Linked DNA regions of Homo sapiens: region 2 is linked to region 1. Evidence: chromatin loops called from intact Hi-C (ENCODE). Cell type or tissue: IMR-90. All regions are shown on one strand. Each heading gives the region's core, and the rest is flanking DNA. Links, peaks and the distances in the headings are about the cores only. Region 1 overlaps CACNA1C (calcium voltage-gated channel subunit alpha1 C). Region 2 overlaps CACNA1C (calcium voltage-gated channel subunit alpha1 C).

Evidence for each region. Peaks named below come from ENCODE experiments on the same cell type or tissue, not always from the same donor. Only the 100,000 strongest peaks of a DNase experiment are listed, where the experiment ranks them.
Region 2: it touches region 1 in a loop (4-fold over the local background); 4 of 110 quality-filtered maps call a loop at or near these places.

The regions. Positions count from the first base shown.
Region 1 is chr12:2,177,157-2,192,225 of GRCh38, forward strand. The region is part of intron 3 of CACNA1C (calcium voltage-gated channel subunit alpha1 C); the gene reads left to right. Among named protein-coding and RNA genes, the nearest start is that of CACNA1C-AS4, 39 kb to the right of the region's middle. RefSeq lists enhancers at 6,555-7,054, 10,076-10,576, 11,859-12,454, 14,067-14,634, 14,635-15,069. In IMR-90, for the core only: a CTCF peak has its summit at 7,160; DNase peaks (open chromatin) are centred at 3,325 and 7,195; H3K27ac peaks cover 2,335 bases.
Region 2 is chr12:2,236,030-2,251,098 of GRCh38, forward strand. All of the region lies in intron 3 of CACNA1C (calcium voltage-gated channel subunit alpha1 C), which reads left to right. Among named protein-coding and RNA genes, the nearest start is that of CACNA1C-AS4, 20 kb to the left of the region's middle. In IMR-90, for the core only: no CTCF peak of the experiment used is centred there; a DNase peak (open chromatin) is centred at 8,242; H3K27ac peaks cover 2,901 bases.

The DNA of each region.
Region 1 (15,069 bases), core at 2,681-10,680:
TCTCTCCTTGCCTGTAACTCTCTCCTATCAAAGGCTGCTCGTGAATTTCTGGGTGCTTAGCAACCAGGAGAGGGGACGATACAAGCCGCCTCTATCCCTGTCAGGTAGCTGCTCCCGTTGTTCGTCTTCTCCTCTGGGTTTGTATATGCAGTGAAAGTAGCCAGAGAGACACTCCACCTCAACTTAAACAGCAACTTCCTAAATAAATAAAAAATACACAGAATCCAGTTCAAGCAGATCTTGCCTCAAAGACAGCTTGAAAGCATCCCTTCTCATTATTCCCTGCCTGATTTCCAGTGTTTCTCTCCCTTTCTTTCTTTCTCTTTCTTTTCTTGTCTTTCCCTCCCTCCCTCTCTCTTTCTTCCTTCCTCTCCTCTCCCTTCCCTTTCCTTCCTTCCCTTTCCTTCCCTCCCTCCCTCCCTCCCTCCCTCCCTTCCTTCCTTCCTTCCTTCCTTCCTTCCTTCCTTCCTTCTCTCTCTCTTTCTTTCTTTCTTTCTTTTTCTTTCTTCTCGCTCTGTTGCCCAGGCTGGAGTGCAGTGGCACGATCTTGGCTCACTGCAACCTGCGCCTCCTGGGTTCAAGTGATTCTCCTGCCTCTGCCTCCCAAGTAGCTGGGATTATAGGCTTCTGCCACCACACCAGCCTAATTTTTGCATTTTTAGTAGAGATGGGATTTTGCCATGTTGGCCAGGCAGGTCTTGAACTCCTGACCTCGGGTGATCCATCCGCCTCTGCCTCCCAAAGTGCTGGAATTACAGGCATGAGCCACTGCCCGTGGCTGATTTCCAGTGTTTCTATGTAACCCTCTGAGATTCCCACAAGCCTAGCATGAAGATGAGACACACCAAGGGAGGTGAGGAGCTAGGAGAAGGGCAGGCATCTCCAAATTGCAAGTTTCTTCTCAAACTGCAGATCTGCAGAGAAAAGGAAGGACACAGTGAAGGAAGCAGATTCTCCAAGGAAGGGATATCAGGACTTAGGAATGGACTCTTTGCCTCTTATTAAAAGGAAAGTTGCTTGCTGGGGAAGTAGCAGATTATTTCAAATGGGTATCCGTCCTTGGTAGCCACCAATATCCATCAGTTTAACAGGAGAGGAAATAGAGTTGTCATGCCAGGAGGATTTTGGAGGAGCCAGCGGCTGGCTATCGAGAAGGGAAGGGAGCTAGCACTTGCTGAGTTTCTTCAAGGGGCCATGCACTAACTGTAGGAAGCATGGACTTTGCTTTTTGCATGGGATGAACCTAACTCAGAGTTGATGCTGCATGTAGGATTATGTTTTTCCGACAATCCAGGGATCTGCAGAAGGCTTGCTACAGGATCTGAGCAGGAGTCTAAGCAGTTGTCTTGTGGTATCAATGCTCCTGTGTCTGGAGAGCTGGTCGCTAAGACCTGGAGTCTGGGCCCCTTGTGGGGGTGTCACAGAAGGCTGTGAACACCTCTCTGCTCCTGGAAAATGCCTTCCTTTCCTGGCCCCAGGACAGACTCTCCGACTTCCTTCATGACCGGGTTCCCACTCGGGAGCCTTTGGAACCGCTTGAGTACCAGATTATTAACAGGACCCGTGATTGTGATTTCTTCCCCCGTACAAATTCACAGACCCTGAGAAGAAAAGGAGAAGATAGGCTGGGCACAGTGGCTCTTGCTTTTAATCTCAGCACTTTGGGAGGCCGAGGCGGGCAGATCACCCGAGGTCAGGAGTTCAAGACCAGCCTGGCCAACATGACAAAACCCTGTCTGTACTAAAAATACAAAAATTAGCTAGTTGAGGTGACAGGCGCTTGCAGTCCCAGTTACCCAGGAGGCTAAGGCAGGAGAATCGCTTGAACCCAGAAGGTAAAGGTTGCAGTGAGCCGTGATTGCACCACTGCACTGCAGCCTGGTTGACAGAGCAAGACTCTGTCTCAAAATAAATAAATAAATAAATAATTTAAAAGAGGAGATAGATGTGATGGCGGTCTTTTCTGTACTTAGAACAACCTAATAGTTATTTAATGGATAAACAGGCATTAAAATGAATGTTTGATGACTTGGAATCCAGTCTTTTATAAAACTCTCAGTGTTCTGTGATTCCAGGCACTCATGGCTGTGGCAGGCATCCTGCCAGGTGGAGCTGGGAGTTCAGCACAGAAGTAAGTCGGGGAGGAGGTATGCATTGCCACAGACTTAGGAAGTGTTCCCTGGACCTGCTGATGATAGGTTGGTCTTAGCCATGTTCCTGAACAAGTAAGTTGTCTAATGAAAGGAAAACATACCAACCTGTTAGTGGAGTTAGCACCCTAGACCCATAGACTCTAAGGTTGGAAGGACTTTTGAAGTCATCTAGCCCCTTGCCCCACTCGATGCGTGATTAATACGCACCACAGAAACTCCGGGCTCTGAATACTGAACATTGACCCAGACCCCTATTGCGTTAGAAAATATTATTGCAATTAGTGGAATGCTGCTAGAATATTGGCTCCAGACCTGAGTCTCAAAGTTGGAAGAGATTTAGAAAGAAGGATGTCCAGAGGAAGGAACAGACATGAGTGAAGTTGGAAAATGGAGACTGGCAAAGAGTAGCTCGAAAAAGAACAAAGTTTCCTAATAATGACCACAAATGAGTATTTGGCTGTTCAATGGATATATGCTTGCTCCACGCTCATTGGATGCTAGCCTGCTCTCAGGAAGAGCTCTTGCCTTCCTGCCTCCAAACCACTGTACACACCGTTGCTAGATTGATCTCCCAAGAATCAGCTTCTACCATGCTCTTTCTCTGCTTCAAATGAAATTTTGATCATTTCTCTTCATCTGACAGGTGAAAATCAAAATTTTCTGAGCTTGGTCCTCAAGGCCCTTCCTTCTCCACTCATCCTTTGGCCAGGCAGGCCCTCCAACTGCCTCCTGAGCAGCCTCACTCAGGTCTTTGCTCATACTTGCTAGAATGGAGAGCACGTCTTCTCGTTCCCTGTAACCCCAACAGTGTCTGTTGTAAGGTTGAGCACACGGTAGATGGATGGATGAAGCCTTCATTCTGAGTAAACACGCATGCAAGTATAAACACATACCTACACACAGAAACACCACACACTCTTAAGTGTAGATGAAGAGAAAGAACCCTTTCTTTCTTCCCTGGTGTCTGGCAAAGGCCAAAGGGGTGGTGGGGAAAGCATTAGGATACAGAGGCTCTGGTTCTTGTTCCTCCCTGGAACTGGCTTCTGCTAGGAAGCCCAGCAGGGCCTGAGTGCTGGCAAGCCTGGCATGGAGCCCTCCTGCTTTGGAGGAAGCGAAATGTCCCAGCAGGATGAGTCAGTGGGAGAATGGAACCAGAAAGTGAGTCATTTTGGGAGCAGAGGCTAAAGGATCTTCTCTGCTCAAAGATATTTTAGGTCTTGGTAGGTTTTCCCCACTTCTCTTGTTTAGATATAAGTTTGGGGCATGTGACTACAGTGGCTCAGTTCCCAGATGTAATGCTGAGAGACTGTCCAGTGCGCTGCGTTCTAGAACATTTTTGCTGATAGGGAGGCCGTAAAGTGAGGGGCTGGTTTTGGAGCCAGGCAGATTGGGTTCTAATCACAGCGTGTCCCAGAATCAGCTGGGGACCTAGAGTGAGTTGTTTAATCTCTTAAAGTATAGTTTTTATCATTTTCAAAATGAGGGTTGTTGGAAATGTCAAATGGTTGTTCAGCAAGTGTTTGTTGAGTCCCTAGTGTGTGTCTGGCACAGAGCTGAGTGCAGAGTATGGGGTGCTGAATACTGCAGCCACGCATCCTGCCCTCTGGGGACGGGTGCAGCTTGGGATTGTGTTATATTTGTAGCAGTTCTGATGACAACAAGAATAAAATAAAACACCTGGATTTGTTTCATGAACATAACCCTCAAATCTGCACTCCCCTATTACGTGTTTGGGCAACTGAGTTTTGGAACCTACATATCAGACTCAAATGTTTTCTTCTGGGGGGTTACAGTCTGGGGAAGACCCCTGTGTAAAGCATGTAGCATAGTGCCTGTGGACAGGAGAGCCCAGTCCGTGACGGCGGTAACAATGATCATTACTACCTCTGTTATTTCCTGTAGCCAACTGACATCTTTGCACCTCTGTTTCCTCATCCAGAAAATGTTCAGCTGAATTGCAGTCCTTTCACAGAGGCAGTTCCTGAGTCTCTAGTCTTGGGGCTCATGCTTGAAGTTATTTAGAGAATCTCTAAGATACAAGTGGAGAGACAGCTGGAAGGGGCAGCACCCAGGCCTTCAGTGTGGGGACAGAGTTAAGATCAACATGATCACAGCAGACTGACACGGCGAGCTGAAACAAACAGGAAAACATTTGAGCCTGATGTTAGGTTCCAAAACTCAGTTGCTGAAAGGCGTAATAGGGGAGCGCAGATTTGAGGGTCATGCCCATGAAAACAAATCCAGGTGTTTTATTTTATTCTTGTTGCCATCAGAACTGCTACAAATATGACACAATTCCATGCTGCACCCACAGAATAGTGAGTAGTGTGTAGGCCAGGGCAAGAAAAAGAAGAGCAATAATATTCTAGTTATTGTAGGCCAGGGGACCCACATCCACGATATCGTTTTTTTACAGCTCATTACTGAATCCTCACAATAACCCCATGGGGTAGATATTACTGTTATTACCCTTTTATAGATGAGAACACTGGAGCTTAGCGAGGGTAAGTAATGGACTGCAAGGACACTCTGTCTCTGGCCCAGAGGAACAGCTGGAGGATGCAGGCAAGATGTGTGTTAAGGGGGTCCTGCAGAGTGGGGGTAAACTGATTCTGGATTACTCATTAATGTAGAACTCCGACCAGTGGGTGGAGGGTATGGGTTCAATAGGGAGCTCTTCAGAAATGGAACATGTTGAGAGGCCAGGAGTTCTCCATCCCTGAAAGCATTCAAGGAGAGGTTGGGTGGCTGTGGGAGGTATTGGAGAAGGGATTTTAACATCGGGAGGGAACTGGGGAGATTGTGTGTGAGTTTCTGTCTGCAAAAAAAAAAAAAAAAAAAAAAAATGACGGTACCAACCTTGAACCCATGTAATCTTCTTCAGTAATATTCAAGCAAGAACAGCCACCATAAAATTGTGTGAGCAAATCAGGTAATACTGGTGAAAGCCAAACACAGGCTCCCCGTTGTGTGAGTGAGAACATGACATTGTTACAGTGATGGGTTCATGCACCCTGGGGTGGGTATGCTGATGGTTTCTTCTGCTTCTGCTTCTACGAGGCCCCTCTCCCAATGCCTTTCCCAAATCTCTCCTTATGGGGTTTTTTTCCCCCTCCTAAACCACCTTAAATCGAAATCCACTCACATTTGTAGCCATTTCACAGTCTCTTTGCATATTGGTGAGCCCTGTCGGGGGTCGCTGGTATCTTATAGTATTGATGTTACAAAATGTAAAGTTACTTTGGGGAAATGACTTCTCTTCTGAAGCTTTTATAGGGAGAAGGTGGTGAGCTTACCCCTACACTCTCTCCTTTCCTTTGTCTAATTCCTCCACAGAACATTTGTCCGGTGCTCACTGTGGACTGGAAGTGTGCTAGGGACTGTGTACTGCAAGGTGACTGGGATGTGCGCCTGAGCATCCCTGAGTCCAAGGTAGGGGAAAGAGGAAGTGGTCCACGATGACACTGTGATGACGGCCATCCTGATGAAGGCACACCCCACCCTGCAGCGGCTCAGGGAAGGGGCGCGTGTGCAGACATCTTGCAGGCAGGGTTTAGATGGTGCTGTCCTCGGAAGAGAGGACTTTGGAAGAAGGTGGTCTTGGTTTCGGTCCTTAGTCCACCGGATGCCAGGTAATCCTTAACCTTTCTGAGCCTCTGTTCTTCACCTCTTAAATGGGGATATCACTTCCCCCAGATGATCTTTTATTTTGTTTTTAAAAAATTATTATTTTTAGTATTTTTAATAGAAATGGGGTCTCACTATGTTGACCAGGCTTGTCTCCGACTCCTGGCCTCAAACAATCCTCCCATCTCGGCCTCCCAAAGTGCTGAGATTATAGGCGTGAGCCACCATGCCCAGCCCCCTGACGTGATTTCTATGAAAATGAAATTAAATGAGTTAATTTAGGGAAGCCACTTAACATAATTCCTGGCTCAAAAAAAAAAAGAAAAAAGAAAGTTTTCTTCCCTTCCTGACCTTGTAGGAGAACAGAGCTCCTTCGCCTGAGGGGCATGAGTCCCTATGCAGAGGTTCCCTAACACCTGCTCATAGGTCTGTGTCCCGCTGATCTGGTAAGCACCGGGAATGGTCTCTTAAACACAAAGTTTGGGCTGCCTTCTCTAGAGATTCTATTTCCACAAGTGTGGGAAGGGGCTGCACGGGAATCAGAAATGTTTCCCCAGTGATTCTGATGCATAGTTCAGTTTGAAGACGTGCTAACAATATATACCAACAAAAGTTGTCTGCGTCTTTTTCTGGGGACAGACCCCCCCCCGGCTTTCATCAGAATGTCACGGTCCCACACAAATGAAGATGCATCCTCTCATGGTATGTGCTAGCGGGCACAGAGAGTGGGGCTGGAGAATGAGGGCTTGGTAGGCGAAAGGCCCCAGGGCCAGCCCTGCTCTGCCCTCGTCTCTTGCCTTCCCGCCAGGTGGGTCAGGAAATAGGAACAGGTGGTTAGTCACGGGGCTCTCCAGCAGGTAGGGCAGTGGCTGAGGAAATAGCGGTATCTCATCAGCTCTGTCTCTAGAGGTTCTTAAGATACTTAGTTGTCACCAGCCTGAAAAGTCAGCGTGGAAAATGTTCCAGCCTGGTTCCTGTAAACGTAAAATCTGTTATGAATTATATCCATCCACGTGGAAGAGGGAGACAGAGTGATCTGGTATGTGCAGGAGAGGGCCAGCCTCTGCCTGGTCTGAAAGCTTTTGCAATTGTTCCTAATTGGCCCAGTCTTTTTCTGCAGGAATCTCCTCTCTTTTCTCCATCCCATCCCCCACTGCCTGCAGCTTCTGATTTCTTGGCAAGGCAAGCAGGCACCAGAGCTGGGGCTGCGGTTGTTCTGAAGGATTTTCAGGTGTGCGTGTTGAAAGCCGGCAGGAAGAGAATGCTGGCTCTGTGTTTAGCAGCCGAAGGGACTTGTTATTTAATGTGTCTTCTGAAGCCACGAGGCCTCGGCTTTGTAACTTGCTTTCTTTATTCTTATAAATCTTCTAGGATGCTCCATGGACTGTAGGAGGAGCTCTGACTTCCCGACCATACCCTTGTGTTTACCACTACAGGGACAGAGGTTCACAGCTGCTTCTGGTTGCTGTAGATGATCTGGTTCCCTGATAATTTGAGATAAGTTTGTGTTAGTTTGGAGTCTTCGGTGAATACGTTAGGGTACATGTTTCTTCGTCGTTCCTGGCAGGGCTGATCATAGACCACATCAACCCAAGAATGTGTTTGCCTCTCTGATGAGGCTACATCTAGAATATGAACTTGTCGAGTGCTTAAGTATCTTTCTACATAGTTTATTCATTAGCCTGTTCATTTATCTGTTCAACAACTATTTCTTGCTTGTCAACCATGTTCTAGGCATGTCATGGGCTCTGGAAGCAGAGTGAGAAGCAAGGCTAAGTCCTGGGCTCACGGAACTTAGGTTCTAATGAGGAAGACAGGCAAACAAGGCGCCGTGGAGAGGCAGGCAGAGAACCTTGCTTTCCAACCCTGCTCAGAGGTGCAGTCTCTTTATATATCCCACTTCCGCTATCCCCAAACATGCCCATTAGCACTGACATCTAAAGGGCTCATGGTGAATTAAAATGTGACCCCACCTCTGGGTATTTAGTCATTTAGTATTGAACTGGGGTTAAAGTCCTAAGGAAAGGCATGTGGAGCTAATATTTTTGGGGGGACAGGCCCTACTGGCAGCCATGGAATCTTACTCCGCGTGGCTCATTGCTCCTGGGCTTTACAACTCAACGCAGCTGTAGTTCATTCACCATGCTGTGGCCAAGCAGCAGGAGTTCAAATGTCCCCACTGCCATCTCCAAGTTGTCTCTCTCGGGTTCCTATTTCCCTGGCTTTTGTCACTCCCACCTCACCTGTGGCCCACATTCTTCTCTATTTGAATGTGTGGCAGGCAGGCGAGATAGACAATGGGGAGGAGTTGTTCTGCAGGAGAGAAGGGGACAGTCCTTCCTCCAGCCTGGAGCACTTCCTGCACCGCTCCCCACCCCGTCTACTCTCCATATCCCACCACGCCCTCAGGGCCTTGCCCTAACCCCGGAAGCCCACCTGTCTCTTGGCTGAAATCCTATGGGCTGAGTTGGGTCCCCCCAAAACTCATGTGTTGAAGCCCTGTCTCCTGTACTTCTAGAATGTGACTGCATTTGGAGACAGGGTCTTTAAAGAGGTGATTAAGTTAGCATGAGACCATTAGGGTGGGCCTACTCCAATATGATTGGATTTATAAAAAGAAGAAACTTGGACACAGACACACATGGACACAGACACACATAGAAGGAAAAGCATGTGAAGACATGGGGAGAAGAGGGGCAACTGCAAGCCATGGCGGGAGGCCTCATGAGACATCCACCCTGCTGGCACCTTGATCTTGGACTTCCAGCCTTCAGGAAGTTCATTTCTGTTGAGTAAGCTGCCCTGTCTGTGGCACTTTGTCAGGGCAGTCCCAGCACTGCCTCCTGCCCTGTCTGTGTGGCCCTGGGCAGAAGCGGCCTGGGAGTGTCACTCACCCTTCCTCCTGCACCACGTGTCTTTGCCCGGTGGGCTCCAGCCGCGCCTGGGCAGCAGTCTAGACTTCCTGCAGTCTCTCAGGCTTCTCTGTGGCTGTCCCGTGCCGAGCGCCCAATGCACACTTGTAGCCTGATTGATTGGTTTTCTCAGCCAGGGCACGGATCGTTTCCTGGCCGCTCTCTGGCTCCTTTTCCAGGCACCTCACTCGGTTCCCTACTCTGAGGTGGCTACGGCCAGACTCGCCTCAGCAGCTGCCTCCACTACGGGCTGTGGTTTTTGGTGAGCTTCTTTCAGTCCTCTCATCTTTATGGGAAAACTGCCCAGCCCAGGACCAATTAGCGTGGGATGGTTGCAATAAAGGTCTCCCTTCCCGACATGTGGCCAGCACAGAGCCTTCCCTGGTTCCCTCCCGGCATTTAGTCACAGTCCCCAGCTGTGTGGTCGGTCCTCTCGGCTCATGTTATGGGTGGCCGGGAAGGCAGGCTGTCTTGGGATCTAGGCCCAAGTGACTAGGTCCATTGTGGGTGAGGCAAGGTGGCCACCTCTGCATCCTCCTAGGGGTGTCCTGAAGCGGCTGCGGGCCATGGGCAGGTGGCCGCTGAGGGGGTAAGGGTTCCTTTCAGTGTGAAATGTGCCTGTACCCAAGAGAACTTGCCTTCACTTTTTTTTATTTTAAAGAAATGAAGGGAGAAATAGAGACTAAAAACCCTGGGGGTCAGGGTCTGTGAGACAAACTGAGATGTGCTGGAGACATTGCTTATGGATTTATTGATCCCTGACTTGTTCATACCATGTGCCTGGAATTCAGCACTTACACGTTTCCATAGCACAATGGACATCAGTTTAATCATAATGGGATTTCTTAAGTGATTACTATATGCCAGGTACTATGCTAAGTCAGTTATCAACACGACCTCCTTTAATCCTTTCGACAATCCGATGGGGAAGCTCTCATTAGCCCCACTTGCCAGAAGAGGAAACTGAGGCTCAGAGTAGGTTACATGACTAAAAGAGCAGGGGCTCTGCATTCAGGTCTGCCTGACCCAGAGTGTATTATCTTAAACATATGTGACACTTCTTGCTTGCCTTCCTGGTGCTGCACCATCTGTTTTTCCCTGTGAGGTCCCCTTTCCCCACAAACTGGCTGTGAGCACACCCGACCCCTTTCCTGTCCTGCTGCCCCCTTGCCTGTCCTGCTGCCCCCATCCCTCGGTGCTCAGCTTGTTGCCAGCAGAGTCAAACACACAGACTCATGGTAAAACGTTATCTTACATTTGTGTACCTTTTCATGTTTTCAGAACCTTTTCCAGGCAGTATCTAATTTAATTTTTACCATCATTCTGTGAGTGAATATTTTCTGTCTTATGGTTGGGGAAACTGAGGTCAGAGAGGTTAAATGATTGCCTGGGGTGGCACTGCCTAGCCTCTGTGTGGTGGAGCTAGGACCCAGTCGAGGCTCGGAGTTCTAATCCACCAGTCTACCCTGGTAGGAACCTCTGTGCAAAGCCAGCCCCCATAGCAGCCTCTCTGTCTTGGGCCAAAGATACAAATCAGCAACGGCCAGGAAATGATTTGCATGAGGAACTGAGGTGGGGCGGTGGGCAGGAGAGAGGCTGAGGCAGCAAGGGACAGAGTGGGCACACAGAAACTTCCCTCTGGAGGCCTCAGCCTCTTCCCAAGGCTGAGCATCTGCGCAGGGCTTAGTTTGTTCATTCCTGGGAGCTCCAGGTAAGTCTCCCTCTCAGAGGGAAAAGCTGATTCTTCCAGGCAAGGGTGAAGAGACCCACCTTTCTGAGTCAGTGACCGACAGGCCAGAGGGCTGAAGATGTGGGCACTGCGGTGAGAACCGGAGTAGCCAAGGAAGCAGGGTGGTCCCCACAGGGGCGGCGATTGGTTTGTGGGGTCCCTGCCTGTCCTCCGGAGAAAGATTACTAAGGAGCAAAAGCCGACTTTGCTCGGTGACCCCTCCTGGTGCCACATCCCTCATGCCTGCAGCAGAAGGTGGGGGGCTCCAGGCCCCTGACAGGTCATCCTGATCTCAGAGAAGAGTCTGCTGCCCCCAGGACGGGGACTGAGCTGAGGGCGAGGAGGATGCCAGGAGAGGCACCTTGGCCCCTGCTGTGGTATTGGCCACAGGTTGGGAGCTGCCTTTCCCCGAAGCCCTAGCTTTGCTTCTGTGAGAAGCAGACACCCAGCAGCATAAGCAGCCTGCCTAGGAGGCTTTTCACTAGGAATTAAAAACACCAAAAAGGAACTTCTTATCAGCAGGTACCCTAGGGGCCACATGGACTGGTAAGTGGTATCTTCCCCATGGTCTCTTAAGGCCTCTGAAGTCCCAGACCCTCAGATAGTTGGCAACTCTGCCTTTCCGCATATCAAACATCTGAAAATGCATCTACCTCGCACATCAAATAGAATATATTTGCTATAACACAATTGGGAAGAATGGTTGTATTTTTTATAATGTTGAGTTTTATTAAGAATAAATTATTCATTTTAGTCTTGCAACATAAACTCTTATTCTGATAGATAACTATGGATCGAGATGCATTTGACTAGTTGGCACAATGTTAATTTTTGTAGATGTTGTGTGAAATATTTATTTTGATTTTCTAGTTTTATATTTTGGACCCAATCTAGTTTTGTTTCTGATTTTCACATTTTTTTTCAGGACAGTGAAAAAGCTTATAGGATATAAGAGTTGAACCTATTGCACCTAATGGATAAAATCTCTTCTGTCTCTCCCCATCCCCAGAGAGAGAGAAAAAATAAAAATAAAAAGAGAAAGACACTGTTTCAGCAAATTGATATTCGGTTTTTAGGCCTATATTATACTTGGGTCTCAGGTCCTCTAATCTCCTATTTGGTGGTATCCTTATAAAATACAAGAAGTGTTCTCTGAGAAATGTGGAAAATTTCTGACGATCCCAGATGATACTAAATCAGTTGCCCCAAATCCTTTAGAAGAAGGAAGAATAAGGCCAGGCACGGTGTCTCACGCCTGTAATCCCAGCCCTTTGGGAGGCCGAGGCAGGCGGATCACGAGGTCAGGAGATCAAGACCATCCTGGCTAATATGGTGAAACCCCGTCTCTACTAAAAATACAAAAAAATTAGCCGGCCGTGGTGGCGGGTGCCTGTAGTCCCAGCTACTTGGGAGGCTGAGGCAGGAGAATGGTGTGAACCCAGGAGGCGGAGCTTGCAGTGAGCTGAGATCACACCACTACACTCCAGCCTGCGCGACAGAACGAGACTCCGTCTCAAAAAAAAAAAAAAAAAAAAAAAAAAGACACATTCCCAACGTGAAGCATCAAACAGCTCAGCTTTTCTAAGTGTTGGGAGAAGTGGAGAACACTGGTTCTCCTGGGATGGTGCCTGGGTTAGCACCATTGTGTGGATCTGGTGTAACCTGATACAGGATTTCTCCCCTTGCCCAGTAAGAGAGCCTTGTGCTAGATGGATGCAGCGAGGACAGAGGTCCCTTGCTGGCTGTGTGTGCAAATATTGAGCACCAAATGGCTACCAGAGGAATGGGGAAGAACTGACTCGGGATAAGAGTGGGATGCGTACAAGGAGAGAAGGCTGGAGAAAACCTTGCACGCTGCGGGAGCAGGCTCCCCAGGACGTGTCAGAAGGGCCCAGTCCATGGAAACAGGGAGACTTGCCATATGGGCCATCGTGGCTGCCTGTGTGGGGACTGAAGCTGGGCGCTGGCTGCTGCGCGAGATGAGGGGGCCAGGTCCAGCTTCCAAAGGGCAGCTTCCAGGCAGAGGGCTGCTAACTGGCTGGAAAACTATCAGCGTGTGGAGTGGAAACCTGTAGGGGCAGGGAAACCAAGGAACATTTGGCCATCTTCCGCCATTGTGATTTACCTGCCATAAGAGAAGCTAAAGTAAAACAGCATGAAGTTGTGGCCAGCCCCATTAAAATAACGTGCTCATTAAGGGCTCTTACAACTAGTGATATTTAAAGAAGAAAGAAAAAAACTCACAAAAGTACTTGAGGCAATTATCTACAGCAAAAGAAGATGCAGATCCCTTGAGATCACTGACGCAAGAGAACAAAGGAGGTCCCAAAAGAGGCTGCCTGTGATCCAGGTGAGAGCCGAAACCTTCAAGGCTGGGTACCAGTGCTTCTTACACCTGAGTGAAGCATCTTGGGACATGCCTTGTGGTTCAACGTTAAAGGAATAGCACAGCCAACCAGAACCTGCTCTTTGTTAATGGAATGGAATCCTCTTTCTGCACTAAAAATGAGATGATGTGAAATCCTTTAAAATTTATTGGAAGGAGGGAGGGCTTTTTGTGCATGATGCGTTACCAGGAAATGACACTGTCTCTCTCCTTATTGCCTAATTAGCAATGTTGTACTTCTGTGTGAAATGGCGTGTTTAAACATTGCCAATCGATTTAAACAAAAGATTTCAAAATACTGTAGGATGGAGCACAGTGAAAAATTCCTTGCCAGCCAGCGTTCTCCCAGGTAAGGTTTTTGTCATTCAAGGTGTGGCTGCACAGCAGGGAAGGCTTTGCTCATCCCCGCCCCGCAGTGCCCCATTCCCTCCATCAGCCGTTTATCTAGCATTGGGTCTGGTTTTCTGTTTTTTGTTGTTTGTTTGTTTTAATTTTTTCAGGGTATCGTAGACGTGTTGGGTTCCACTAGGCCCTGCCAGCCATTCACTTATTTATTCATTACGCACTCAATGAAGACATAAGCTGTGCATTCTAGGTGCAAAGGACGTAGAAATGAGTATAATACAGTTCCTTTCCTCAAGGAGGTCAATCCAGTGGGAAAACAGGTGTGTTTGTGGAAAATGGAAATACAGCCGGCAGGCGAGGAGGCTGTAGAGAGAGGAGCACAGTGCTCTGAGTAGCCTGTCTGCTGTAGCAAGTCACCCCCAGCAGCTGGTGGCTTCACAGAGTAAAGGTTAGTTTCTTGTTCACATCACAGCCCAGCTTGGATTGGTGGGGTGGCAAGAAGGGTTATTCAGGGTCTCAGAATACTTCTGCCGACAGGCTGTGCCATCCTCTCAGGCCTTGGAACCCGCCCCCTTTTAAACCCCTGAGTCTGGCTGACAGATAAGGGCCCAAGTCGCACCCATGTTTTAGGGTCTAGGCCTAGAAAGGGTGCCAGTCATTTCCTGCAAGTCCCATTGGCTGGGACTCAGCCTGTGGCCCTGCCTTGTCCAGGGATACTGGGAAGTGTGGTCCAGTGCCGTGCCCAGGAGGAAGAGCAGGTGTGGTGCACGTCAGCCATGTCCCCACTCCACGGAGCAGCCCGTTCACCCTGGGGCGTCAGGAGAGGCTCTGTCAGAGGGGATTTTGCCAGGGAGATGTGGGGTGTGGGGTGCTGGATGTGGGGTCCAGGAGAGCAGGGGCATGAGAAGAGCAGCAACCCAAGCAAGGAAGAGGAAAAGGCCTGGATGTGTCTTCAGATAGAGACAGACTGAAGCGCCGGCCCACACTCACCAGCAGCGTGGCTCTGGGCTTGGTCCTTAGGTGTCCCAGGTGTCTGTCTCCGCACATCTTCCCAGGCCTTCTCCAGCGTACCGGCATCACCTGGGGACTGGCCCTCTGCAGTCACGCTGGCTCCAGGCTCACCGGGAGTCACGTTCTCTGGCTGTGACTTTCCTTTTGCTGTGGATTAACCCAGACATGGGCCTGATGCTTTTTCTTTAATGTATACACACACATACACTCACACATACACACATGGACACATTCACTCACATGCACTCACATGTACTCAAGCATACACACATGCACTCACACACATGCGCTCAGGCACACATGCACTCACAGGCACACATGTAAACAGGCACACACACGCACATGTACTCATACAGGCACACACGTACACCCAGGCACATGCACACATGGTCTCATACAGGCACACACGTACACACAGGCACACACATGCACTCACACACAGGCACACCTCCACAGGCACATACATGCACATGATCTCACGTACACAGGCACACGTATGCACACACACATACACAGGCACACACATGCACTCACACATGTACTCGCATACACAGGCGCACACGTACACACAGGCACACACATGCACACATGGTCTCACACAGGCACACACCTACACATGGACACTCATACACGCACACATGTACTCACAGGCACACGTGTACACGCACGCACACATGTATTCACACACATACGTTCACACATATACACGCACTCACACATACAGGCACACACATACACACTCAGGCACAGACACACACACACACATGCACGCACATGGGCGCGCACACACACACCCCCTCCCTCCCTCTCACGGTTTTTGGTTCAGCCTGCACTCAAGTTTTTGGGAAGATGGAGCTGACATCACAGTAATGTGAATGTTGAATATCTGAAACTTCTGTGCTGAGA
Region 2 (15,069 bases), core at 4,150-12,149, 60 kb after region 1:
GCTTCTGGAGCTGGACCAGGCAGTTTGGCTTCAGAGTCCACTTGGCTCTATCAAAGTCTTGCTATCAATTACATAAGTTCCATTCCATCTCAGCCCGAAGTGTTTTCAGAGCCGGAGACCTCACAGTGTCTCTCAGGACAGTACCTTTCAGGTTTGAATGTGCCCAAGAGCCATCTGGGGATCCTGGTAAAATGCACATCCTGATTCAGCAGGTTCGGGTTGGGGCCTGAGAATCTCAGGTCCAGCAAGCTCCCAGGTAATGTCAGTGTGACTGATTGCTGGTCCACACATTGAGCAGCAGTGCTGTAGTAGACTACTATCATGCCTGTGTACTAATTTCACTGTCAGATTGGAGTTAACTGCATTTGGATAGGGAGCTCTTTCAGCAATAGAATAATACCAGTAAGAATTTTTAATGAGTGATCAACTATAGTAGCAGTTAGTAATCAATTTTTTGTTTAAAAACTAAGTTTCCTAGGACTCTAATGGAAAATGGAAAGGTTATGTCCCCCTTTTTCGTATCTTTGCCAAGGGTCTTTCCTTTGTTGCTGGGTTTAACTTGGCACTTCTAGGCTACTTTAGTCCTAACTTTTCTCAGTTACCATTATATGCAGTTCTCCCAGCCACACCCCAGCAGTGTGCAAGGGATCAGACACAAGGTTGAATCCATCACAAAAGCAGAATCACCATGGCAACTGCATCCTTTGATTCTTGAGTGTGCCCAGCAACCTGAGCAGAGGCGATAGTTGAAGTGAACCAAGTTCTCCTGAGAAATGGAGGGGAGTGGTGCCGGGCCCACACTAGGCTGTGGTATCTTCCTCCCTACAGTGAGGGGCTTCTGTTTACTCTGAAGACTCCAGACACTCAAAATCTCCTCCCCTCCCTCCAGTCCTGCAGTTAGCCTCCAGGGGTTTCTGGTCCTAAACTTCCACCACCATGAGATTACTACAATGCCTTGTGATACTCTTGTTCTTCTGGTTTGAGTTTTGGTAGATAAGCACATCTGAGTCTTGCTGTGTTAATGTGTCTGTATTTTGGTGTATCTGCTTGCTTGTCGTGTGGGGCATATGCCAAGTCCAGTAGTGGATGGGCTGGGGAAGACCAGACCTTATCACATGGTGCCCTTGGGGGGAAATCTTAATTCCAATGTGTGAAACCAGTGAAAGTATGATTTTCTGGGTCAATTTTAAAAATATACGTTCAAGCAAAAAGCAACCTGTTATCTCTTCTCTTTCTGCCTCTGCACACAGCAGCCTCCATTGCCTAGGGTATGATAGTGTGGGTTCACTTTGTCCATCTCATTTGGATGACATCAGCGAAGATGCATTCTGTATCTCTCCACTGAGGCCTGTGACAGGACCTAATGTTTTGTGGAGCTGAGAGAAAATAAACCAAAATGACCCAATGGAATATAAATGCTGATTTCTGTTCCTGTTGTTTGACAGAAAGGAAGTAATGAACTAAGATGCAGTAGCCTGGCCACGTGATGTCTTGACAGGCAGCTTTCAGATTTGGAGATGCTTCAGAGTGTTGTATTGAGTCTCTGGGAAGACCCTAAGCACTCAATTCCTAGTGGTCAATGGTTGGCCTGTTTTGAGACATAACCAGTTGGAAGGAAGGATGGGCCTTTCTGCTCCCTATGATGTTGCCTTAAAAAGACATTTCCTGGGAAGAACTGGGCAGATGGTGGCTTTAATCTCACTAGCCTTGTTCTTCATTTTTATATCCAAGCTTCAAAAAACCAGCATTAGCCAACAGCACTGTTTTTACTGCTAAGCAAAACTTCAGGAAAGAGCATCCTTCGATAGAACATTAATTAACAAATGTGCCGTCAGTCCAAATGAAGACCTGTGCTGCTCCCTCTGCCCTCCCTAGCTCCACCTTTATTTACGTACCCAAAACATTTCCAGTGGTATCAAGGCGACAATGATAGGTTTTAGTATTGAAGACCTAACATTAATAAATGCAGTTTTGATTGCTGTTCCTATCTGTATGTTCTTTAAGGAGGTTTGTTTAAAAGCCAAACAATCCCACGGGTGGCAGAGACTCTTTGTTCTAGCCTTCGTCGTCAAAACAGACAGAATCAGGTTTGGGAGCAAGGCTTCTACACAGGAGCCTGGAAAACTATTATGCAGAAGAAGCATTTTTTGTTCCCCTGAGTAACCAATATAGTTAGTAGGCATGATATGTGTATAAACTGGGATGTATCTCCTGTGATGGAGTGACGAGGTAACTAGGTGACTTTGGCATGACCTTCCCACGGAAATAACGGTGCTGGACCATATATAGACAAAGATAAGCTTTCACTTAATATAGAAAGAACTGAAGTGTGGCCAAAAACTGTCTCCTCACCCTTGCCTTCAATGTGATTTCTGAGCTGCAGACTCGGAAGTTTCTCACATTCCTTGAGATAGTGGTGAACAGTAAAAGGTTTGGGAATTGGGGAACTGCTATAGGAACTCCACCAAAATCATGTTGAATCTTACAGAGAAATGGGATGAGTCTGTCAGTCTGACTTTCTTGTGAATGAGAATGGTCAGGTAGCTCTGACAGGCCTCAAAGAAATAGGCTTTGGAACTGACCTACCAAGTGCCCTCTGAGAAGAGGACTAGCCATTCTCTGGGAGCAGAGGGAACCTGGATGATGTGGTTCTTTGTCCAAGGAGAGTGTCCTGGAAAGGTGTTCCCCATCTAGGTATTTTCTCTGAGAAGCAGAGGATGAGGGCTGAACTTGCAGGAAGCCGAGAGGAGGAAGTAAAGTCAGGAGAAAATCTGCCTGGTTAAGGCTGAAATTTGGGGACTCATGATCCAGAGAGGTTCTGTAATGCCTAACCCTGGTTTTGGAGGCCAGGGATTTTCATTTTGACTGGCTTCACTCCTTGGCTTATTAAATGTCTTTGACTGAGTGGCTAAACCACCCTAAGCCTTAGTTTCCTTACCTGTAAAGTGGGAATAACACTTGTTTCAGAAGGTGGTTAAGAGGATTACATGACATAACACATATGAACCATTTAGCTAGCGTCATGCCTGTCACATGGTAGCTCGTGAAATTTTAGCAGCTATTTTTACTCCTAGTTTTACTACAATAACCTGACTGGGAAAGCGTCCGTGGGCAGGGCAAAAGGGAGGAGCCGTGAAGATAATCAGGAGGTCAGCGTTAGAGTGGGTACCAAAACAGCCAGAGAACTGTTTGGGAGAAGTTGCCTCCAGAGCACTCCGGTTTGGTCCCCTCCATCAGGGCCCACTGGTCATCGGGTACCGTGTCAGTCACCTGAATGACGGTGAGGGCTGGGCCAATACCAGCTCTCCCAGGCGGTGAGGCTTTCCTTCCACACACACAGGCTTCATCTCGTAAGGCTCTTGGTGGGAGACACAGCTGGGGCACTGCTGGAGGAAGGGTCAGCTGCACAGACCTCGCGGCCCTCTGCCCAGTCCCTGACGTCAAAAGGGCCGTTCATTCCCAGGGCTGCTCTCTCCACCCAGCTGCTGGGTCTCAGCTCTTTTCCTGGGAAGCCCGGCGCTTCCCGGGTAGGAGATTCTATCCCGACAGTCTGTTCTAGCTCCCTTCCCTGTTTGTGACTGTCCCTCTTCCCTCCCACTCGCCTCCCACGCTGTCCCCCACCCCTGCCTGGTTTCCAATTTTAGCGGTGTTACCAGGGCAGGTTTTCAGGAAGCCTGCTCCAGTGGCTCTCTCCTGGGCCATTTCCACAGAGGCTGTGTGCCCGGCTACCATTCCCTAAGGCTCAGCCATTGCGCCCATCTGTTCCCCGGGCTGCAGCCAGCGAGCATCTGCGGGGGGCGGTGAAGGCTGAGGATGCCCAGACAAGGGGCAGGGAGGGCTGGCCCACGTGATGGCCAGGGGAGTGGGATGCCCAAGGGAAATGTCATAAAGGGTCCACTGGTTGGGAAAAAATGGAAAATGGAAATAAGGTTAAAATTGAAATGTTTTTAAAAAGTGATTTGTGAAGACTTAAACAAATTTCTTTCAAACTGCTTTATTACTCATAGAAATTGTATCAATCAACAGTGATCGCTAAATTGCTGGATCAGTCAGAAAATATTGTTGCTGCTGAAGAATCAATGCTAATTGGATCATTAGGGCATTATTACATGAAACACAAATAGCTCAGGATGGTCGCTCTTTGCTTGGCTTGATCTGTAGTCTTCAGAGAAGCAGAGAAACCTCGATTGTTTCCTGCTCAGCTGACATGCAGTTTCCCCTCCCTTGCTCCCCTTCTTGCTGGAGTTAAAGGTGGATGCTGGTTGCAGACATTTCCCCCTATTTAGAAAAACAAAGACGTACCATGGTCCTTGAAATCAGTGATATTGAACAGTCCTAAAAAGTAGAGAGGTTAAAAAGGGATTTGGATTGCATTTTAGCAATCTTCTGTTGGGGTCTGTGATGTGTGAAGACACATCTGCACCTTTACTGAGGCAGGTAGAATCCAACAAAAGCCACTGATAGGGCTCCAGGCATGGGGCAGGGCCTGCACTGAGGGTTATGGTGACAGCGGCCTGAGCCACAAGCTGGCTGGAAGGACTCCTGGAGGGGTGAGACATTTCATAAGATCTGGGAGGCCAGCGTCAGCGTTGGGCACACCATCCCCCAGAGTGCCTGATATTGGTGACCTTGCTGCATGGCGGATGCTAATGGGTATTGACTGAAGGGACAAGGTGCCTTCTCCACCCATGCTTGGTCATTAGCACATGGTTAGGTGGGCACGCGTGGCCTCCTCTTCCACCTCTCTTTTGGCCATTTTCCTTGCCCTCTCCCCCACCCCCTGACCTCTGGCAGCCCAGAGCTCCCCTCAGCAGTGCTCACCCAACTCCCTCAGGGCCTGAATTTCCAGGGTGAGAGTCCCCTCTCTACACCGTCTCAGTGGGTGCTTCTGCCAGGGTGGGATCTCGCCAGGGATTATGCTTGCATCTTAACAGGAATTTACTGGGGATGGAAGTATTAACCCAAATGGAGTTACCACAGAGGGGATTTCACATGTTTCTCAAATAATGCCAGAGTGAGCCAAGGTTTACATAACCAGTACGAGGTGAGGGGGGTGGGAAGAGGGCAAGCATTTCCTTGCGAGGCTCCTGGCAGCTTTATTTCTGACTTGCGAGTGGTTCAAGAAGCCTCCATCCTCCCACGCATGGAGAAGACCAGCATTGACTGCAGCCCCGCTATGTCCCCGCGCTGGCCTGGCTGTGTATTGTCACATAGATGATGTCATGGCAGCCTTAGAGAAATTCTCTGAGGCAAATCATATTGTCCCCATTTTTAAAGATGAGAAACCAGAAGCCAAGGATCCTGTAATTTGCCCAAGGTCACGTGAAAGAGCTGGAGTTCAAGTCATCCCAATTCCAGATCTTTTTATCATGCCATGTTTTTTATGCCTCCCCCCTTGTCCCAGAGTGTGGCAAGCAGAGGAGAGCACGCGTGTGGGATGGGATCAATTGCAAAACGTGTGCAGCCTGGCCAAGCAGGTGGGGGAGTGGCAGGACCAGCTATGTGTATTCTCATGCTCAAGTTCCTCTGGGTCTTCCGAAGACAGATGGGGCAGGTAGTTCCAGCTGCTTTGTGCCTTCACCAGCTGAGCACTGGCAGGTGGGGCATTTTTAACCTCACGCCTTGACTATCCCCTCTCCCTGTCACAGTCAGCTCTGCCTATTGTCCTCCGTGGCTCAGAAGCAGCTATCCTTAATCATTCATGGGGGAATTTTGTGGAAAGATCCCTCCCAATGTGGCTGCATCTGCCATAAAGTGGAGATTTTTTGTTATGTTTGATCCCCTGCTGTATTCCCAGAGAACTCAGTGTGCCTGGCACGCAGTGGGTCCGCAGTAAATTTTTGAATGAATGAGTTCGCAAGGCGTTTCTCCTGGTTCTTGCCCATCAGAATTTCCATTTCTCCTGCTCCCTGGGCTGGCACTACCATGCATGGTGCCCTTGTCCCTGCCATCGCCATCATCATTCAAGCTCCCTGCTCCATCTTGCAGCCTCATTTCTTAGCTGTAAAGTCTTCCCAGTCCTCCATTGTCCTTGTGCCCTCTGCATAGCCCCTCCTCCCAGTCAGGCCGCATCCTCCGACCTGGCCTCCCACCTCCACGCTCAGTTTTCCCAGCCATACTTTGCTCTTGCTACATTCCTGCCACCCTATCTCCTGGGAGTCTCTTTGTCCTTCAGGTCAGACAATGCAAACTTAAATCTTGCTGAAATAAGCAAGAAAGGTACACAGGTGCAGGAGGAGTCTTCACTTTCCCGCAGAAACATACTCACTTCCATTGCTACACAGAGACAGCAATGCAAGGATAATGAAAACTAGCTACTGACACTTGGCCTCCGTGCTGGAGGAACAATGGGGGACCAGGGTAACTGTGATGAACTGAAATGACAGGTGTTTCCTAAAGGTGGCGGCCACAGCAGACGGTCATCACTGAGGAAGTCTGTGCCCGCTGTTATGAGCTCTTCTGACTTTTCAAGGCAAAAATTTGGATTTTGTATGAAACCTACTGTTTCTTAAATGATGACTCAAAAAAATTTATTCTTAATCAACTATGTCAGTGGCCTGTTGGCCTCTACTTCAGGGAGTCTTCCTAGATTATTGAGGCCCAACCGGATTCTTTACTTCCTACCTGCTCCTAGTTAGTGAAGCATCGTCATGGAGAGGACAGACCTCTGGCCAAAGAACCTAAAGACTTGGGCCCTGGTCCCGGGTCTGCTTCCAGCCTCAGTTTCCTTGTTTGTAAATGAGAGCAATAATATTTGGCTTGTCCAATAATCTACCATGGTACAGCTGTGTGGCTTGTAGTTTCAAAGTGCTTTCATATGCGTGATTTCATTTGATCCTCAAAAGAACCCTGTGTGGTTAGCAGGGGCAAGTGTGGTTATTCTTAATTTAAGAGGAAAGAACTGAGGGTCTGAGAGGTGAAGTGACTTACCCACGATCATAGGGTTTATAATTGGTAGAGCTGGCTGTGTCATTTGGGTCTTTTATCTGCTGTGTGGTTTGGTGTTTTGTTTGAACTTTTGGATAGAATGAGATCTGTCTTTGTAAGCTGTTAAGTGCTATGTGGGTGCATAAGAAGGAGTAAGGAGCTTACTTATATGGGTTATTACTAATAAGTGTATGCCCTCCATTTCCTCATAGTGTGGCACTCATCCATACACCATGGTAATTGAGCTCTGACGATTTGATATGTCATGATCTTACCTCTCTAACCAGGTTGTGTGTGAGTACCTGGAAGCAGGGATGAAGTCTAGTGCAGAGAGGCCCATAGAATCATTTGGTAAGTAATTGCTGATGAATTGAATCATAGGAAAGTGGAGATGCCACCTGAGAGAGAACCATAACTTGAAACCAAAGCTGGGCTGTGCCTGAGGTTAGTCAGGGGCCTGGTGGCTCATAGTCCTAAACCCTCAGCTCATGGTCTGCTGGTAGCCACTGATCAAACATGCATGATAGCACGTGTGACTGCTGCCATCAGTGCGATCACCATCCAAGAAGACCACATGGGGGGATGATGAGAAGGTATGAAATGACATAGTGGAAATGGCATTTTGGAGTCAGATCTGGGTTTGACTAATCCCTGGCTGTGGGGCAACTTAACTCTGTTGAGCCTTAGTTTCTTTACCTATATAATGGGATAATAGTAGCTACCTCATGAGTCTGTCCCTGGAACAGGCCAGGTGCTCAAGTGCAATGTGTAGTCCAGTTATAAATTGCTTTGTTAGAGCAGTACTCACAAGGGCACTGTTTATCTGGTTTTGCCAATGCTGGGCACTGAATTCCTCGCTGCAATTGTCAGATGAGGTTCAGTCAATACAAATATTCCTTTATAACAGTACTGGTAGGAGCCTTTTAACTTGAGGTTTTATTAAGATAATAAAGACAACTGGAGAATGACTAGGTGCACATAAGGGAAATGGTGCTGTTTTCAATTAAACTTCAGGCCAACTATGTACAACTATGGATATAGAACTGAGTTATGATGTGGAATTCCAGTTTCTCTCCACTGAGGACCTGGGTGAACTGTTACCAGAGAGAAGCATCTCTGGAGAGCTCCCTTAAGCATCCTGCCCACTCTGTGGGGCCATCCCCTGCTGCTCTTGGCTCAGATTCATCTATCTGTTTCAGGGCCTTTGCCCTCCTGAGTCTGTAGTTAGCCACTTGCTCCAAGAGTCTTTCAGCTACAGCCTTCATTAATTTCATTGTGAAGGGGCCTTCGGCTCCCCTAGCATGCGTTGTGGGACGTCAGCTGCCTGCTGTGCTCATTACCACTAGCCCAGGAATGCGGTGTTGACTCATGGCTGCAGCTCCGCTTTTGAACAGAAGCACTCAGGGCCTGAGCCTGTATTTATCACTAGGCAGGGAAGGTCCTAAGGGAAGGTGCCAGGTGAACACAGACCTCATCCTTCCATCATTACCTATGCAAAACACTAAATACAGTCATCTCCTCCGGAAACTGCCCCCCAGGTCCCAGCAGTAGTTCAGGATTCCCCTGTTAACCATGTTGTGCCCACTACCTTTCAGGCTGCACACACTTCCCTCTGTGTTTAGAGAGAAGGGAATGCAGAAGTCTGCCGTGTAGGGCATGAGGGGTGAAGCCACAGGTCAGTCCTATAAGCACCTCCTCCTTCCTAGAGCAGAGCCATCACCTGCTTTGGGCTGTGCCAAGGCTCTTGTTGAGCAGTTCAGTGCCTCACGTGGACTCCCCCTGCAAGAATTCACTGAGGATTATTGGTTAATGCTGATAAAGCACTTGGGCTGTAAATATCAAGTTTAATGTTAATAAACAGGGGGATTAGGTTCATTTATGTAAAAGGGAATGCTTCACAATGGATACTGGGCAGGGGAAGACTTTACTTTTATCAACAAAAAACAAACAGAGTAAACTGTAAACCCAGACCCATCGAAGCCAAGGCCTTCTTGTCTGCTCACCCTGACATTCCCACAGGGTTTTTCTCTGGGGCTGTAAATGCAATTCTGCTGCTGAACTGATTGCCTGAACGTACTTGTGTGCTTGATGTCTTTCAAAAAGAAAGTGTCTAGGAAAGTGCAAAAGAGGAGCAGGCAAGACAGAAACAGCATGGCCATGTGGAGGGGCCGCGCTGATCGTGAGAGCAAAGGGAATTGTATTATTCTTTGGGATTTGCATACTTTAAGAAGGTGGTTCAATTAATGGCATTCTGTTCCTCCTAGTTGAAGACAGCAAAATGGAAGCATAAGGATTTGCTGAGTCCTCCCTCCAGGAAGCTTCTTAGCTGAGCCATTCTCAGCTCCATTCTCCATTGAGAACCCTTCAGCACATGCATGCTTGCTTAGCCACCCGGGTTTAAATTTTCATTGACTGAACAGTAAAGGGGAGAAGCAAACACACATGAGATCTCTGAGCAGTGTGTTTCAGGTGCTTTATAATAAACCTCTCCTTGCCGGGAGAGTGTCATCCCATTTCACAGACCAGGCAACTGAGGCTCAGAGCGGGTGGTCTAGAATGTGCCCATGCTTGGGCTCCTTTCCTTGTTCCTCCCAAAGGCAGCAGTTATACTATTTCCTTTGTGTAAAAATATTTATCTTTATGACCCCAGAACACCTAGTACAGATCCATAGCCATTTCTCTGTAATTCTGAAATCCCCAAGTCTCTGAAAAGTGAAAGTTCATTTATTATCCCTTTGACAGCAAAATCTGGCCTTTCCTGAATTCATCTGGGGCAGAGTTGTCCTAAACTGACACAAGGGTAGTTGCAGTCTTATTTAACCTGCTTAGAGTGAATATTCATATGATTTACTGCAGAAATACGTTGGCTTCTGGGGCCCTTCACCCTGCTGTGCTATTACATACAGTAGATATGCAAATGACTTTACCTGACACATTCTGAATTCTGAAATGCATTTGGCCCCAAGGGTTTCCAATAAGGGACCGTGGAGCTCTAGAAGGCCCTGCACACAGTGAGCACTACCTGCATGTTGTTGCTTAGTTGGAGTGAAACCTCAGTACCCTAACTTTGTGCGTGGTACACCCATGGTGGGATGGACATAGAACCAGGCCCCCTGTTCAGAGTCACCACAAAGCACCTGCCGTTAGGGTGGCAGGAGGAAGGGCAAGCAAACAGAGCAAGAGAAGATGGTGCCGGCAGCAAACAGCACAGGGCATGGCGTGGGGACAGTTAAGGTGAACAGTGCCCACAGTCAGTGCTGTGGCAGGACAACTGCAGTGGGGCAGGCTCGGCAGAGCTGGGCAGGGGATGCAGATGCTGGAGACCTTGCTGCCCAGCAGATGAGAGTGGACCCAATTCTGTAGATCGGGGGCCGAGGCTGAATTCTGAGCAGGAAAGTAATCTGCTGAATAGGAGGCTGTAGTAAGGCCTTTTAGATGGTGGCTCCCGGAGTGAACAGGATCCTGAATCTCAGGCTTTCCTTATCCCACTGAGCCATGCCTCCCTGCCTGAAACGTGTTTCTGAGTAATAGCAGCTAACACTTACACAGTGCTTCCTGTGTAATAGGCACTCCTGTAACTGCTGGACCCATGACGACTCTGTGCAATTCATACCGTTGTTGTCCCCTTTGTATAGATGAGAAAACTGAGGCACACCGAGGGTAGGTCGTCAGGTCCCGTGAGTCGCGAGTGTGGGGGCTGTGGTGAGAACCCAGCCAGCATGGTGTGTGTGTGCTCTTAACTGCTACGCTCTGTCCTAACCTGTTCTTTTATAGGTCCCAGCAAGGAAGCTTTTCTCCTGGTCCACACCGCTGCCTGGGCATGGAGAAACCTGCTGGCACATTGGCCAAGGTTGGGGGTGAGGGGTGATGTCATGACCCATCCAAGAACTGTAATCTCCTGTCTTCAAGGAGGCCAGTTCCCTGGGCTGACGCTTCATGCATAGCGGCTGCATCCCTGTCTCCCCACTTCTCCATCCCCTTCCAGGCCGTTCTTCCCCCATGCACACACATGCCTACACATGCCTGCAATAACTCCCCGATAGGTAGAATTAAAATTTTGAAAAACTTAAGCTAAGACTATAAAGTAAGAAAGGCTAAATCAGCTTCCTTCCTTCTTCCCTTTGACTCCTGCAAATCTGTAGCTTCCTTCAATTCATTCTGGAATTTTTTTCCAGTTTTCACCCTGATTATCCTTTATTCTTGTCTTAAAAATAGGCAGGACATTTTCTTTGGGCAGCGGGGATGGCCTGTTATAACCTTGCTCTCTCTATATGGTCACAGTGCATTGCATGGAAGTTGGGAGCACCCTCGCCTTTTCCTGTGAGGTCACTCTTTGATTTCCTGCACCCTCTCTGCCCTGTCAATGCCGCAGGGTCTGTTTTTCCTATAAGTCTGATGCTCTCTTGTCCTTGAACTCCTTTTCCGGGTGGGTTTTAATTAGCTAAATTTGCATGTGACAAAATGAGATATAACCTTCGTGGGGAAATTCCTCACAGCTTTCTAGGCTGGGAGAAATCGACCATGCCATTTTGTGATGGAGTGTCCCAGTTTAACACGGCAATGTGACTGCAGACTTCATCCGCCTGGTGGGCACTTTGTCCCCATGGCTGAGTTTCAGGCTTCCTGACCTTCCTGGTGGGCAGCCACGGCGAAATCTAGACTTCCTGGTCCCTCCTCAGTTCCCTATGGACGATGGCAAGATTTTGCAAAGGGACAAAAGGAAACTTTTGCTGAAACCTTCTAGGTCTTTAATCACTTGTTCTTTTTCCTTCTAAAATTCTGGATTCTTGCCGAGCCTCTTTGTGCTTCCTCTTTTCATTCTCTGTCACCTCCACTTAGTCTCGTTCTCACCTGCTCCTTTCTCTTTATTCTCCAAGGGAGGGGAAGACAACTTGAATTTTAGGAACAAAGCAAGAAACAGTACATGGAAAGGAGAAAAGGTGCTGTGGCCACTGCAGAGGGGGGACAGGTGGCTGAGAACCTTTGTAAGCCAGAAAGAACTCTTCTCTCCCATTCTCAAATATAATTAGTTATTTCTAAAATTGAGCTGAATCGTGGGCATCTTTTTCCACTCAAACTTTTTTTAACTTAAAATTAAGTTCTATGTATATATGTGTGTGTGTGTTCATTGGAGAAACAGTAACACCACACACAACTTAGCTAACCTAGGAAGGTTTGGCTCAAATGTCCATTGCAAAGTAATTAAGAATCTCCTCTCCTATGCTGTGTTTACACTGTACATTCCCATAATGTCCACTTCCTGGCTGCTGGACTCTGCTCTATAAATATAACCAGTGAGCAGTGTCTCTTTCATGCTCAGCTCCTGACCAGTTAAGGGGAGGAGGAGATGAGTCCAGGAACCAGAGTTGGATGCTGGGAATCTCCGTGCTGTCCTTCCAGGGAACATTTCTCTGCACCGGGCCAAGGACCCACGGGATCATCCCTTTCCATTGTGAAGGAACCGAGGCCGCCTCACTGGGCTCCATTTTCCAGTATTTTTAGTTAGCAGCCTGCAAGTGAGTGTTCTGCCTGCAGTGCTGTAGAAACTGGCAGATGCTCTGTGTTGAGTGGTGTGCAGGACAGACAGGAGTCGGTGCTGGAGAGGCGATGGCTGCAACTGGGGCAGAGAAGTGAGCCTTCCTGTCTTCCTGGGGGTGATCATCCCCAAGGCAGTGCATCACGCTCCCGTGTTCAAAGCCGCAGTGGTATAAACTCTCGAAGAGAACAGTGTCTACCTTTACTCTGGAAAGAAGTAACCGAAAGACAGGAGCGGATGTTGCCTCCTGGCAAGAGGGCCTCACGGTGTGGAGGGGCAATGCCAACCTTGGCGGTGACGGACTTAGGTTCTATTATGGCTCTAATACTTGCTGACTCTGGGACCTTGAGCAAGTTATGGTAACCCTCAGCCTCTGTTTCTCCCTCTGTACAATGAGCATCACGATAGTCCTGTTCTCACAGAGCTGCTATGAAGGTTGCATCTGGGAAGCACCTGGCACCGTGCCTGGCGTAAAATAGGCCCTCAGGAAATGTTGGCTATTATTATGGCCATGCTTGACTGGCACCTCAGTTTGATGTAGTGGTTGTCACGTTTCATTTCTAGCGTTCTGAATAGGCTGTCAGTAGAGAGGTAAGGAGGTAAGGACTCTGGGGCCAGACTGCCTTTCTTCAAATCCCAAGCCTGCCACTTAACAGCTCTCTGACATTGAGCAAGTTAATTCATGTGACTGGGCCTCACTTTTCTCATCTGTAAAGTGAGTATGAAGTGACGTATACTTCACTGGGTCATGGTGAGGGGAAGTATGCAAAGCAGGAGTTGGTGAACTGGCGAACAGGCCACATCCGGCCTGCCATCTGCTTTTGTAAATAAAATGGTATCAGAACATAGCCACACGTATCCATTTATGTCTTGTCTGTGACTGTTTCTCTGCAGCAGCAGCAGAGATGAGTAATTGTGACAGAGACTGTCTGTCCTACAAATCCTAAAATAAAATCCTAAAATATTTACTACCTGACCCTTTACAGAAAAAGTTTGTTGCCCTCTGATTGTAAAAGGTTTAAACAGTGTGTGGCACAGAGCAGATGCCAGGTAAATGTTTGCTGTTATTCCTGCTGGTACTCCTCTGCAGTTCGTCACCCCCAACCCTCACATTAGCTCTGTGAAGTGGGCACACAGAGGTGATGATTGTTCCCTGTTTATTGCACCTGGGATTCAGGGGACTCACGTGACCTGTCCAAGGTGAGGCCAGGCCTAAAATCTAGTCTAGGGCTCACTCGGCCGGTGGCTCCGAATCAGTGACATCTGCCTTGCCTTCTCTCTTTTTTTTTTTTTTTTGAGATGGAGTCTCACTCTGTTGCCCAGGCTGGAGTGCAGTGGCGCGATCCTGGCTCATTGCAAGCGCCGCCTCCCAGGTTCACGCGATTCTCCTGCCTCAAGCTCCGCCTCCCGGGTTCACACCATTCTCCTGCCTCAGTCTCTCGAGTAGCTGAGACTACAGGCGCCCGCCACCACGCCTGGCTAATTTTTTGTATTTTCAGTGGAGACGGGGTTTCACCGTGTTAGCCAGGATGGTCTCGATCTCCTGACCTCGTGATCCACCTGCCTCGGCCTCCCAGAGTGCTGGGATTACAGGCGTGAGCCACTGCACCCGGCCTGCCTTGCCTTCTCTTTAGATTCCTCAAGGACAAGGATGCATCAGTCCATCTCCCTGAGGCATGGACAGTGCCTCACAGAGCCCACCCAGTCAGTATCTGCGGAGTTCATTTGTCTTCTGTGCTCCACCTGGCCAGCATCAGCACTGAGCACTCCAGGAAGAGACATTTCCAACCCTGGGCCGTTCACCTCCCAGCACCTGGAGTTGGGAGCACTCAGCTTATTAACAGGGCAGAAACTCCCAGGTTGCACGCACAGCACCGAATCCTGAAGGGCACAGGCCAAGACCCTCTCTCCATCCCGAGACCTTTAGTCAGGATTGTGGGTGTGGTTGATGACAGCTGATATCTGGGTAGCAATTTATGGTTCACTGAACACTTTTACATCCATGATCTCATTTGATCTTCATAGCAACTACTCAGGGGGACAAACTGGGTGATGGCCTACGCTGTAGCTGAAGTGGAGAGAGACTGGCACCTCCTCCAAGGCCATGCGTTAAATACCCACTGAGCCAATGGAGCCCTGGTCATCCATCTCTAATCCAGTGACCTCCCAACCCCAGCCGGCCCTCCTGACTTGATCATTGTGGTGATGCCAGTGCTGTAGCCTTGGGCACTCATTCCATTGTCTAATGACCCTCACTGTCCAATAATTCTTTTTTGTCTGTAATGGAAATTCCACATGCTTTAGGGGTTTGTTCTGCTCTCAGTGGAGATGACGACAAGCCACCCAGAATAATAGCTCTACTTTTTAGTCTTCAGCCTTGAAGCTGTCCTCTCCCTAACCAGCCCAGGCTGGCTCTTCTGTCCTTGTGGGTTTGCTGGAACACAGACCATCCCATCCACCCTGGTGACTTCTACCACATCCTGCACTTAGAGCAACTTCCAGCATGACGCAGAAGGAGGGACAGTGTGTTCTGCGTTGGCTCAGCCCGTCTGCAGAACAGTCATGTCACTTTGGAAGAGCCTGAGTTTGAGAGGGATGTGTGTCTG